2 separate regions of the Homo sapiens genome follow, and region 2 is linked to region 1. A link is a contact called in ENCODE Hi-C or POLR2A ChIA-PET data. All regions are on one chromosome and are shown on one strand. The core of a region is the stretch at or near the end of the contact, and the rest is flanking DNA. Distances in the headings are between cores, read along the strand shown. Region 1 overlaps RTN4 (reticulon 4). Region 2 overlaps EML6 (EMAP like 6).

What was found. Hi-C counts contacts between places; a loop is a spot of excess contacts on that map. ChIA-PET counts read pairs that join two places held with the same protein, here RNA polymerase II (POLR2A).
Region 2: a map of gastrocnemius medialis shows a loop between it and region 1 (2.7-fold over the local background). The contact joins two enhancer-like sites. A Hi-C loop is called at or near these places in 1 of 168 maps with a recorded cell type or tissue (gastrocnemius medialis). POLR2A ChIA-PET finds 5 or more read pairs at or near these places in 6 of 52 experiments (BJ, GM12878, MCF 10A and 3 more).

What each region holds. Positions count from the first base shown.
Region 1 is chr2:55,012,238-55,017,291 of GRCh38, reverse strand. All of the region lies in intron 3 of RTN4 (reticulon 4), which reads left to right. It also overlaps the pseudogene RNU6-433P. Among named protein-coding and RNA genes, the nearest start is that of RTN4, 36 kb to the left of the region's middle. Within about 2 kb of position 2,136, at least 5 of the 41 ENCODE cell types and tissues checked have a DNase peak (open chromatin) inside an H3K27ac peak, as active enhancers do.
Region 2 is chr2:54,925,619-54,930,935 of GRCh38, reverse strand. EML6 (EMAP like 6) reads right to left here. Exons shown (of 42, transcript NM_001039753.4): 27 at 2,422-2,623; 28 at 2,185-2,311. Among named protein-coding and RNA genes, the nearest start is that of RTN4, 120 kb to the left of the region's middle. Within about 2 kb of position 3,380, at least 2 of the 41 ENCODE cell types and tissues checked have a DNase peak (open chromatin) inside an H3K27ac peak, as active enhancers do.

The DNA of each region.
Region 1 (5,054 bases), core at 887-3,386:
ATTTTTCTGAAAAAGTATATATAGCCTTTGAGTTTTTTTACTGAAGTACTGTAGATACTAAGAGTTGATATTTTGTTTAAAATATATTTTTATTGAGCAAATAATATTTGGAAAATTTTGATGTAAGTTGGACTTTATTATGATAAGTAGTTAATCTTAACTGGAAGGCTATCAGTAGATGTACAATGTAGCTAAATTAGAACCTGACTCTTGTTAATAAAGGAAACGATTATATTTACTTTTTAAAAAGTGACATTGTTAAATTAGTGAGGATTTATTTAGTGCTTACTGTGGGCCCAATACAGATTGAAAATAAATATGTACCATAAAAAAGAGATACCTGCTAAATATAATGTGGTTAAATAACTTAATTTTAGGCATTTTACAGACCTGAGTTCTAATTCTGACCCTTTCACTGATTTAGCTGTATGACCCTTGGCAAATGTTTTAATCTACTTGAGCTTCAATATTTTAGTAATAAGGATTTTTTCTAAGGACTTGATAACTATCAGTGAAGTTAGAGCAACAGTTTATGAAGCAGTCTGACATACAATACACGCTCATTGTACAAATTTGAAAAATGTAGAAAAGCATTGAGATGAAAAAAATTATAATCATATTACCCAGACATAATCAATGTTTAATATTTTAGAATATATTATTCTAGTCTACTTTCAATGCACATGTGTTTTGTTTTTGTTTTTGTTTGAGACATAGTCTCGCTCTGTCACTCAGGCTGGAGTAGCAGTGGCGGGATCTCCACTCACTGCAACCTCTGCCTCCTGGGTTCAAGCGATTCTCGTGCCTCAGCCTCCCGAGTAGCTGGGATTACAGGTGTGGGCCACCGTGCCTGGCTAATTTTTGTATTTTTAGTAGAGACAGGGTTTCACCATGTTGGCTAAGCTGGTCCAGAACTCCTGACCTTAAGTGATCTGCCCACCTTGGCCTCCCAAAGTGCTGGGATTAAAGGCATGAACCAGCGCACCTGGCCGCATATGTGTATTTTTAAGAATGTAATAGTGTTTTATGAAATTGGAATCATACTCTATATATTGTTTATAAGCTTTTAAAAACTTTAGTAATGTCTTATATAATGCAAACATTTCCATGTCTTTAAATATTTTGCTGCTGATTTTTTGTACTTAGTGTTCCTTAGTATGGGTATAGTTTAACCAGTCACTTTGCTATTGTTGGACCCTTAGATTGTTCCTTTGTTATTGATAAATAATGCTATTAACCTCTTTATATTTAAATATGTCTTACATATCCCTGAATTATTTTCCATAAATCAATTTGAAATAAAAACCTAGGTTAGTGGGTATGAGCATTTATAAGGGTTTGTATAAAAATTGGCCACCAGAAAAGTTGTACTAATTTTTACCCTTTTATCAGAAGAAGAAAACACCCATTTCTCTACTTTCACCAACAATTCATATTGCTTATTTTTTGATAGATAATATTTTTACATTATACAAAATGCAGAAAGTACAGTGACAGTCACACTTCTTCCTCTCTCTCTGTTGTCCAGCTGCCTAGTGCTGTTTCCTAGAGTTATCTACTATGACTCGTTCCTTAAATATTCTTCTGGACATTCTGTACTAGGTATTTTTTAAAAGCCCTTTACCAGTTTGATAGGTGCAAGTAGTACTTGCTTTTTTGATCTTTGATTATTAGTGAATGTGAACATGTTGGCAGTTTGTATTTCTTCTGTGATTTTTGCTTGTTCATACTCTTTGCCCATTTTTAAATGTAGGTGTTCATTTTTTTCCCTGATTTTATGAGAGTTCTTTACATATAAAGGATGTAAACTCTTGTGTTATAGTTTTCCCTCAGTTTTCTAAAAGATTTTTAGTTTACATTTCAGTGGACATTTTCAGTTTTCACAAAGGAAAATATATTTTTTATTTACTTATAGTTTTAATTTTACACTTAGTTCTGATCTATTTAAAATTGATTTTGGATTCCGATTAGGGATTATTTTGCCCCACGTATTTTTTTGGTGTTAGAGTTGTTTTCCTATTCCCATACTCTGATCTAGCTGCCTAGGGCCAGGCAGCAATCTTGTGGAAAAGCCAGAAAGTTAATGTTTGCCAGATTGCCTTCCATGAACTGGGCAATCAACTGTAGACTACGGGTGTTGGTGCCATCTAGTGTTGCAGATGGAAGATCAAGTCTGTGGAATGATCTATAATTGACTATGTGGAATAAATTCAGTTGGACAGAGAAATTTAGCGAGCTGTGAATATCGTTTTGCACTAACAGATGAGTTTAAAATTTTTATAAACAATTTTGAATATTGACATCTTGTACCAAATCAAACAAATGCTTTAATCATACTACTATAAACATTATGAAATGACCTTAAAGATTCCCCCCAAACCTGGATACTTAAATGAAGACATTAAAGTTTAAGAAGATCTGTTTAGGGCCTAGTGACTATTAATTCTTGAATTCAGAATTTAAAAATGCGTGCTTGAGGCCAGGTGCAGTGGCTCACGTCTGTAATCCCAGCACTTTGGGAGGCTAAGGCGGGCAGATCACGAGGTCAGGAGATCCAGACCATCCTGGCCAACATGGTGAATCCTCGTCTCTACTAAAAATACAAAAATTAGCTGGGCTTGGTGGCACGCACCTGTAGTCCCAGCCACTTGGGAGGCTAGGCAGGAGAATCACTTGAACCCGGGAGGTGGAGGTTGCAGTGAGCCAAGATCGTGCCACTGCATTCCAGCCTGGTGACAGAGCGAGACTCTGTCTCCAAAAAAAAAAAAATGCTTGCTTCAGCAGCACATACTAAAATTGGAATTATACAGAGAAGATTAGCATAGCCCCTGCACAAGAATGACGCATAGAATTTGTGAAGTGTTTCATATTTTTATATAAAAAATTTTTAAAAATGCTTTGGGTGTTTAAGAATATTTGTATGTTTTAGATTATAATGTAAGAAGTTAGCATATTAGTTTTCATAAATAGTGTCACTTTCAGTTTATGAATTTTAGTATTCATTTTTGGTACCTTATGTTAAATTTTTTATAGACTTTAAAATGCTCGTTGTTTTGCTATTTTAACTTGTACTGTCATTCATTTTCTAGACTAAAATCTTTTTCCAGTTCTTAAGATTTAATTCAGTAATGTTGAAGTGCTGTAATTTAGTCCATAGAGGGCATTATATTACAGCATATGGTAGGGTTTTAAAAATTAACTCCTTTCAGTATTGAAACATGTTAATTTCATACCTTTGTGTAGCTCAGAATAGTTAAATTTTGAAATAAGCTTAAAACTACTGTGTAGCTATAATTGTTTCTTATTTTTTAAAAAACATGCCTATTTTCTGTGGCTGGAAAGTATAAATTATTTTAGCTCTCAAGAGCAGTGTACATAAGCAGTCTCTAACTTTCAGAGTAGCATTTTCAATCCAAATGATTGCTGCTTTCCCACCCTCTTTCCCTTGCATCTCTAAATGTTGTAAAGAAAAACGAAGCAAAACAAAAACCTGAGTTTTTCCTGGGTGCAGAAGTAGAGGAAAGAAAGAAATGGAAAAGGAAGAATGTCTTAGAATAAGAGCTGGCTGGGGTGGACTTAACACCTTGCCTAGTGCTGCCTGTTCTAAAATCTAAAATATAACTTTCTACTGTCTGAAATCTTGCCAGTTAGATACCACCCCCCCTACACCCTCCCCCCCCCCCAAAAAAAAACCCACCAAAAAACATACACACAGTTTCTGAGGTCATAAAAGAGTTTCTTGTTTAGTAGGAATTGATTTATGCGTATTTCCTACTTAACAGGTAAGTGCATGAAGGAAACGAGGGTTTGGTCTGAGATGTGAGAAAAGAAACCGTGTAGGTAATTTTACAGCATATTACCCTTTAGAGCTTATCCCTTCATAAGATGCAAAGGAAAGACATTATGGATATGTATTTGGGCAAGTTTTCATCTTTGATTTTTTTGTCATGCTTGGGAGAAGGGGATACTGGGGACATGGACATTGAGGAGTGGGAAATTGCCAAATATGAACTTTGAACAGTTTATTTCAAAAGTTCTGTATAAAGCTGATTTTGAGTTCAGGAAAAGGAGAATACTTTTCCCCTCTTCTCCCCTCCACAAACACACAATATGAAATAGGGCTTAGAATTCATACAACACTTTTATTGGCTTGCAGTATAAATAAAGGAGTTTTCTGTGGCCTCTCCTTTGTGAGCCTTTGCTTTTATGGGAAAAGAGGTTCCTGTCTCAAATAGTCAAAATGCCATTCTGCAAGTTGAGACATGTGCTCTACTTGAAAATTGTCCTCAAAAGAATTAATTTTTTTAAAAGTTAGGTAGTTGAAGGAAAACAAAATAAATGAAGATAAGTTTTTAACAGATTTATGTCCTTTCTTTATTTGACTTGTTAAGTTGGGGTTCATTGTGGAATAGGACCTATAAACTATGCAGATGTACATTTTTCTCAGCTGGAAAATAATAGAACTATACAGCAACGACAATAGTTTGTGTATGAGAGGGGGCAATTCTGTTTAGAAAGATTGGGTTATTGCCTAGAGTTGAAGGACTTAATATATGAGCTTTCTTAGATGTGCCTTACTTGTCTTGTTGCTTCTTAGTTTGATTGTTATTTTTAGCATACTGATAAGTAAATAGCACTTACATAGTGCCTACTTTTTGTCAGGCAATGTCCTAAAGCCTTCTATTTTTAGTAGAGATTATATGATTTTCATAATAAACATAGCCCATCTGGCTTTACATCTTTAACAAATTTGTGTCATATCAGTTTTTCAGATTTAAGCACTTTTTTGCTTAACTTGCCAAACTTAAAACAAGTCTAGTTGAAAAACTTTGTGAGAAAGAACTGGGCAAAATGTCAGTTGATTTCCACAAGCTAGTTTTCCTTGTACACTTACAAAGACCATAAAAATTAAAGAAGTAGATGTCACTATGTAGGCTGAAATGTTTACTAAACTTCAGGGCTCCTATTTTGACTTTTTAATCTGTCAGGGGTGCTATTAAGTATGTTTAATGTTTAGATGAGTGGGTATGTCTTATTACACATTCTTGCCCCTC
Region 2 (5,317 bases), core at 2,131-4,630, 88 kb after region 1:
TCTGAGGTTCAGTCTCCCCTAAAATTACTGACCAGGACTGGTGGAGTCTGCTTGTTCTTGGCTCTGATTGTGATTTGCCCCCATGGAGACTGCTAAGTTGGCCATCATTTATTGCTCTTTACTAGCTGACCCTACCTGGCAGGGCCCCACTCTGCTCCCGGCATGCTGTGCAGCTGGCAGTGTGTGCTCTAGTTCCAGCTCCTTCTGGGAATTGAGGCTGTCAAGGCTTTTAAAGTTACCTAGGAAGCTGCTCTCTACAGAAAAGGTTTGATTACTCCTCCAGACCCTATACTTATCTTAAAATTGTTTTCTTCACTAAATCCTGGTGTGAATTTTTTTAAATGCCAGTAAACTACTGAACTGCCTACCCCTATTTCATAATATTATAAGGCTTTTTCCTTTTGATAAAAAAAAAAAGAGTCATTCCAGTGTATGCGACTATACAGTTTCCTATCTGATGGGGTATAGCTTGATAATAAAATGGGGTAGCATGAAAATTCTGAATTTTAAAATGAAAAATTCTTAGGGTCCTCTCTATCATCAGTCCTCCTACCTTTCATTAAGTTTGGCAGTACGAAATGTTGACAGATTTGCCCAAAGAGGCAATGAGACAAGAAGAGGATTAGGTGAGCCTTGGTTAGGGTTTGAAATCAGCTGTAGTGTTTGGAATTTGGAGCTTGGGTTAAATGATTATATTTTGGTGGCTAGCATGAATCTCAGCATGATGTACGAATGAGTTACAGAAATCAGCCAGAAACACCCTTGGGATAATGGCCATGTCAACTCATTTCATAATGGTATGTGAAACTAGAAATGAAACTAGAAAGGCTGGGTAATTTTTTTTTTTCCAAAGGAATGAATACTTCAGGTGAAACATTTTTTTAGATTGGATTATTTAAGTGGGAGGCCTATTCATGCACTTCTGTGCATATGGTTCTTTTTTCCCCTTAATTCTTAGAATTAGGACTTTTAAAAATTATTTTCTGTTTGTGGCCACTTTAAAACCATGTTGCAAGCAAAATGAACTCTGAAGACCACTGCAGAAAAATCTCTAATTTTTTCTTAAAAGAAAGCTCTGGATCTTTGTAATATCTAACAAAGATGCTAGGGAAAAATTAGGGCTTTTTTGCATTAGATTCAATCTTCTTGCCAGTAGCACACCCACCATTTACCAAGTTTATTTTAACATCTGGCACTGAATTTAAGCAGGAGGAGGAGGAGGAGGAGGAGGAGGAGGAGGAGGTTACATTTCTTTGCATCTAAAACCCCACATAATAGTAAGAAGTGATAGGTCAGACTTATTGTTGTTAGGCAGAAAGCCATACTAAATGCAAACTACTTGAATCTCATAAATTACATATTGTGGGACCAGCGTATTGTCAACATCGAGCCTACCTCAATGTGAACAGCCAACAGAATTATTAAAACATCTTTGAGATCCACGAAATTCTCTTTAGTTATTAAGAGTTTTTATTCAATATCCACTCTTAGCATGAATATGATAAATTAAGTAATATAGTAATTCTGAGCTTTTCTTTTTAGAAATGCTAAAGTGTTTGACAATTCTTGTCAATACTTATAACAGCACATTGAAAAGCCCCAAAATAATACTAGAAAACACTCATTCTATATAGAGGATCCAAGGCAATAAAACCAAATGGGATAGGCTGGAAATGCCAAACCCACCTGGACAAATCTGGGCAAATGAAGACACAGTAAGAGAAGATACACCAAGTGAATGGAGTATAAGGCACAGATTCTGGTTAGAATGGAAGATGGTTTTTCACAACTCTGCAGCCATTCCTCCATGACCTCAGAATCCTGTCCTCCCTCCTACCTTGCTGGTCAGCAGGCTTTCCTGTCAGCTGCCACAGTCAGGACTGCTTTGGGGCTACCCTAGCATTTTTTTCTGGGCATGGAGAAGTGTAGTCCAACTAAATTTCATGTCTATTCAAGTCACATTCCATAACCAACTTCCACAAAGTATAAACCGCCCTTTGCCACGTACTGGGATGTTGTGCAATTTTTTCTCAGCTTAAGCCTGTGTACAGGTGAAGACTCTGTGAAGATTTATAAAAGACTGACTTAAACAGCAACTTTGAGGGCAAAGAAAACGCACTCTGGCTTAAACAAGTTTCTTGTCATCAGGTATAATAAAAGCAAGCAAACCTGGCAACACCATACCTTTCTTCCACGGAAACTTCCTTCAGCTGCTGGTGTGGCTTGGTGCCTTCCATTTCCCTGATGCTCACAGCATAAATCTTGGTGGTGTAGTCAATGGCCTTTTCTCTAGCAACATCGCTGTCATAGCCTCAAACAACAGAAAGAGATTGGGGAGCCAGTTGGTTTGCAGTGGCCCAGGAAGGGAGGTGTTGGGAGGTGCATTCGGCGCAGGAGGCATGTGGCAGGTGGGGGGCTCACCTCCATCCTCTTCCACGTCGGTGTCTGACTCCTCGCTGTCCACCAGCTTGCTCTCCTGGGTCCCCACAAACTCCCTGGTCCAGATCATCAGGGCTGTGTCGGCGCCGCCCACCGTGAGCAGCACAGAGTCATTGTGCAGCCACCTCACGTTAGTGACATGTGCACTGTGCCCCACATACTTCTTGAATCTTGCGTGCTGTCCCTGTAAAGCCCGAAATTGGTTATTACCCCAGCCACTGTTATTCCTTTCTCTGGGCTCGTTTATCCATGTTAGTTTCTACTGGATACAAAGGAAACAGTTCAACAGCAATTTCCTACATTTCAACTAGAATGTAAGCTCCATGTGGGCAGGCACTAGGTCTCTTTTTTCTTCAAACAGTACCCAGCTCACAATAGGTCCTCAATATATTTTTGAGGGAATGAATGAAATGTTAGACTACAGAACCTATTTTCTGGGAATCTATAGACATATAAAAAGCTTGTTCTGGTTCTCTCAAATGTCAAATGTGCTGCCTCCACAGGTCTCTAGTGTAAACTCCTGACTGTGAGTCTGGCTGACATCTGAGATCAAAAGTGTCTTCACAGCCATCTCCTACAGTGACTTTTGTACTACAGTCCAGGCAGTGGCAGAAGAGCAAAGGATATCTTATAAACCTGGGACCTCAAGTAAGATGTAAAATGAACACAACGGTTTCTGCCACAGACGCTAGAAAGAATTTTTAATACAAACACGCAAACATTGATTTAAAGCAAAGCTCCTTTTCAACAAACATAGCCAAATACATACAACCCAATTTATCAGTAACGACTAAAAGCTTTTTGGAGTGGTGTGCCCAGGCCACCCCACCTTTATCCCCGGGTGGAGGGTGGAATGTGAGTCAGCTGCTCATGCCAGGGCAGTCCTGACAAGTGGTGCAAAATCAAAGCTGGCACCAGAAAAAGCTTCCATATTCAGCTCATGAGCCACAGCCTGGCAAAAACAGCTGCAGCGGGAGCCATTTAAAGACATGGAGTTTTTCCATCCTCTCAGCGACTCCGAGGGAATACCTTACAGAATATGGAAGGCCACATGCACTCTCTGAGGTTGTGACAGAGTCACCAGTATCCCAGATGAAAATTTTATTAAGTAATTTACAAGTGGCTCCCAGAGGGTTTTGGACTGGCATGCTAGAGAATCTGAAAACAGCACAGACATACAGCAGGAAACAGGTGCAGGAGGGTTCGTGACTTTGTAATACTCCTAGTCAAGATCGCCCTGTATTTGGCCAACTACTAGCTGATGGCAGAGCGGAACTGCCCACTCCTCAGCAGAGTACTGAGCCTAGAAAGATTCCTGAAGCAAACAGGCAGGTAGGATTTCCAGGAGGCCCTCCAGAGTCATTAGTTTGCTAGCAAATAGGCAGAACAAAAGAATTTCCAAGAAAAACCCATTTGAACATGTGAGTTCCAGAAAGCATGGAAACAGAGGACAGTCACAGCAGCTGCAGCCATGTGTCCTGCTGGTCTTCTAGCTGGAAGCAGGAGCACATCCAGTTTATACACTACAAATGCAAGCTGTTTCTTTACAGAAGTAAAAGAGCATGAGAAATGCCTCTCTACACCCTCAACTTATAAGAGGGACACAGGGTTTCTAGATGGCAAGAAAAAATGCAAAAAGAAAGGTTCAAGGAAACAGACTCTAAGGGATGAGATTCAGGTTGCAGAGGGGAAAAAAGGGACATAGAGGAAGAAAGAGAGAGGAAAAAATTCAGGGCCACTGAAGAGATATAACAAGGCAGAGATTCCTGCAGCAGTGGGTGATTCAAGATTCTCAGAATAGGAAAGAAAATCACTGCTCCATGCAACAATAAAGGGAATTGACAGTTGCTAGAAGGTTCTGCGAAACCAGCTGCTGTCTCAAGAGAAAGACACTGGCAGGGATGTATAGTGGTTCCCGGCAGGGCCTACGGAGGAAACGTCCTCAAGACCTGGCACAGCCATTGGGATGAATGACCTTTCTGGGTCTTCAAGCCAAACTGCACTTGTTACACCCATCAGAACTTGCTGCTTCACCACAACTCTATCCATCAAGTGATGAAATAATGGATGATAGCACCAGAAAAACCTGGAATATGGCCAGGTGCACTGGTTCATGCCTGTAATCCCAGCACTTTGGGAGGCCAAGGCGGGCAGATCACTTGAGGTCAGGAGTTCAAGACCAGCCTGGCCAACATGGTGAAACCCTGACTCTACTAAAAATACAAAAATTAGCTGGGCATGGTGGTGGATGCCTGTAATCCAAGCTACTTGGGAGGCTGAGGCAGGAGAATTGCTTGAACCTGGGAGGCAGAGGTTGCTGTCAGCCAAGATCACACCACTGCACTACAGCCTTGGCAACAGTGAGACTCCATCTTAAAACAAAAAAAATCTGGAATATGTCTCCAGAGTAGTGGTTGTCAATCCCTTGTAGGGAAGAAATTCCTGAGAATCTCGTGAAAGCTGTGCACTCTCCCCTACATTCACATTTCAGTTTCCCTGTCTATAAAATTTTCCATGCAAAGTTTCTCTCTGAAGAATCATCCTCCAGAGCTTTTCACATTCTGAGGAGGAAACTTAAGGACTTGAGGGCATGGAGGGTTTTAAAAATGCAAATGACACAGTGGTATTTTAGCCTCTCCATTTAGCAAAAGGGTCTAGGTTCGGAAGGGAAGGGAGGCTATGGGAAGCAATCTGCAGGCCATACAGATGGTGTCAAAAAACAGAATTTGGTTTTCTGGTCCATGGTTTAAGGTACTACAAAAATGGGTCGTGCTCCTGTTAAGTCTCTGATAAAGGATAGGGTATGTCTCATGGAGGTTGGGACAAGGTGGCTGTCAGGGCACTAATGATCTAATTGGGAAGGCTTTAACCTATAAAA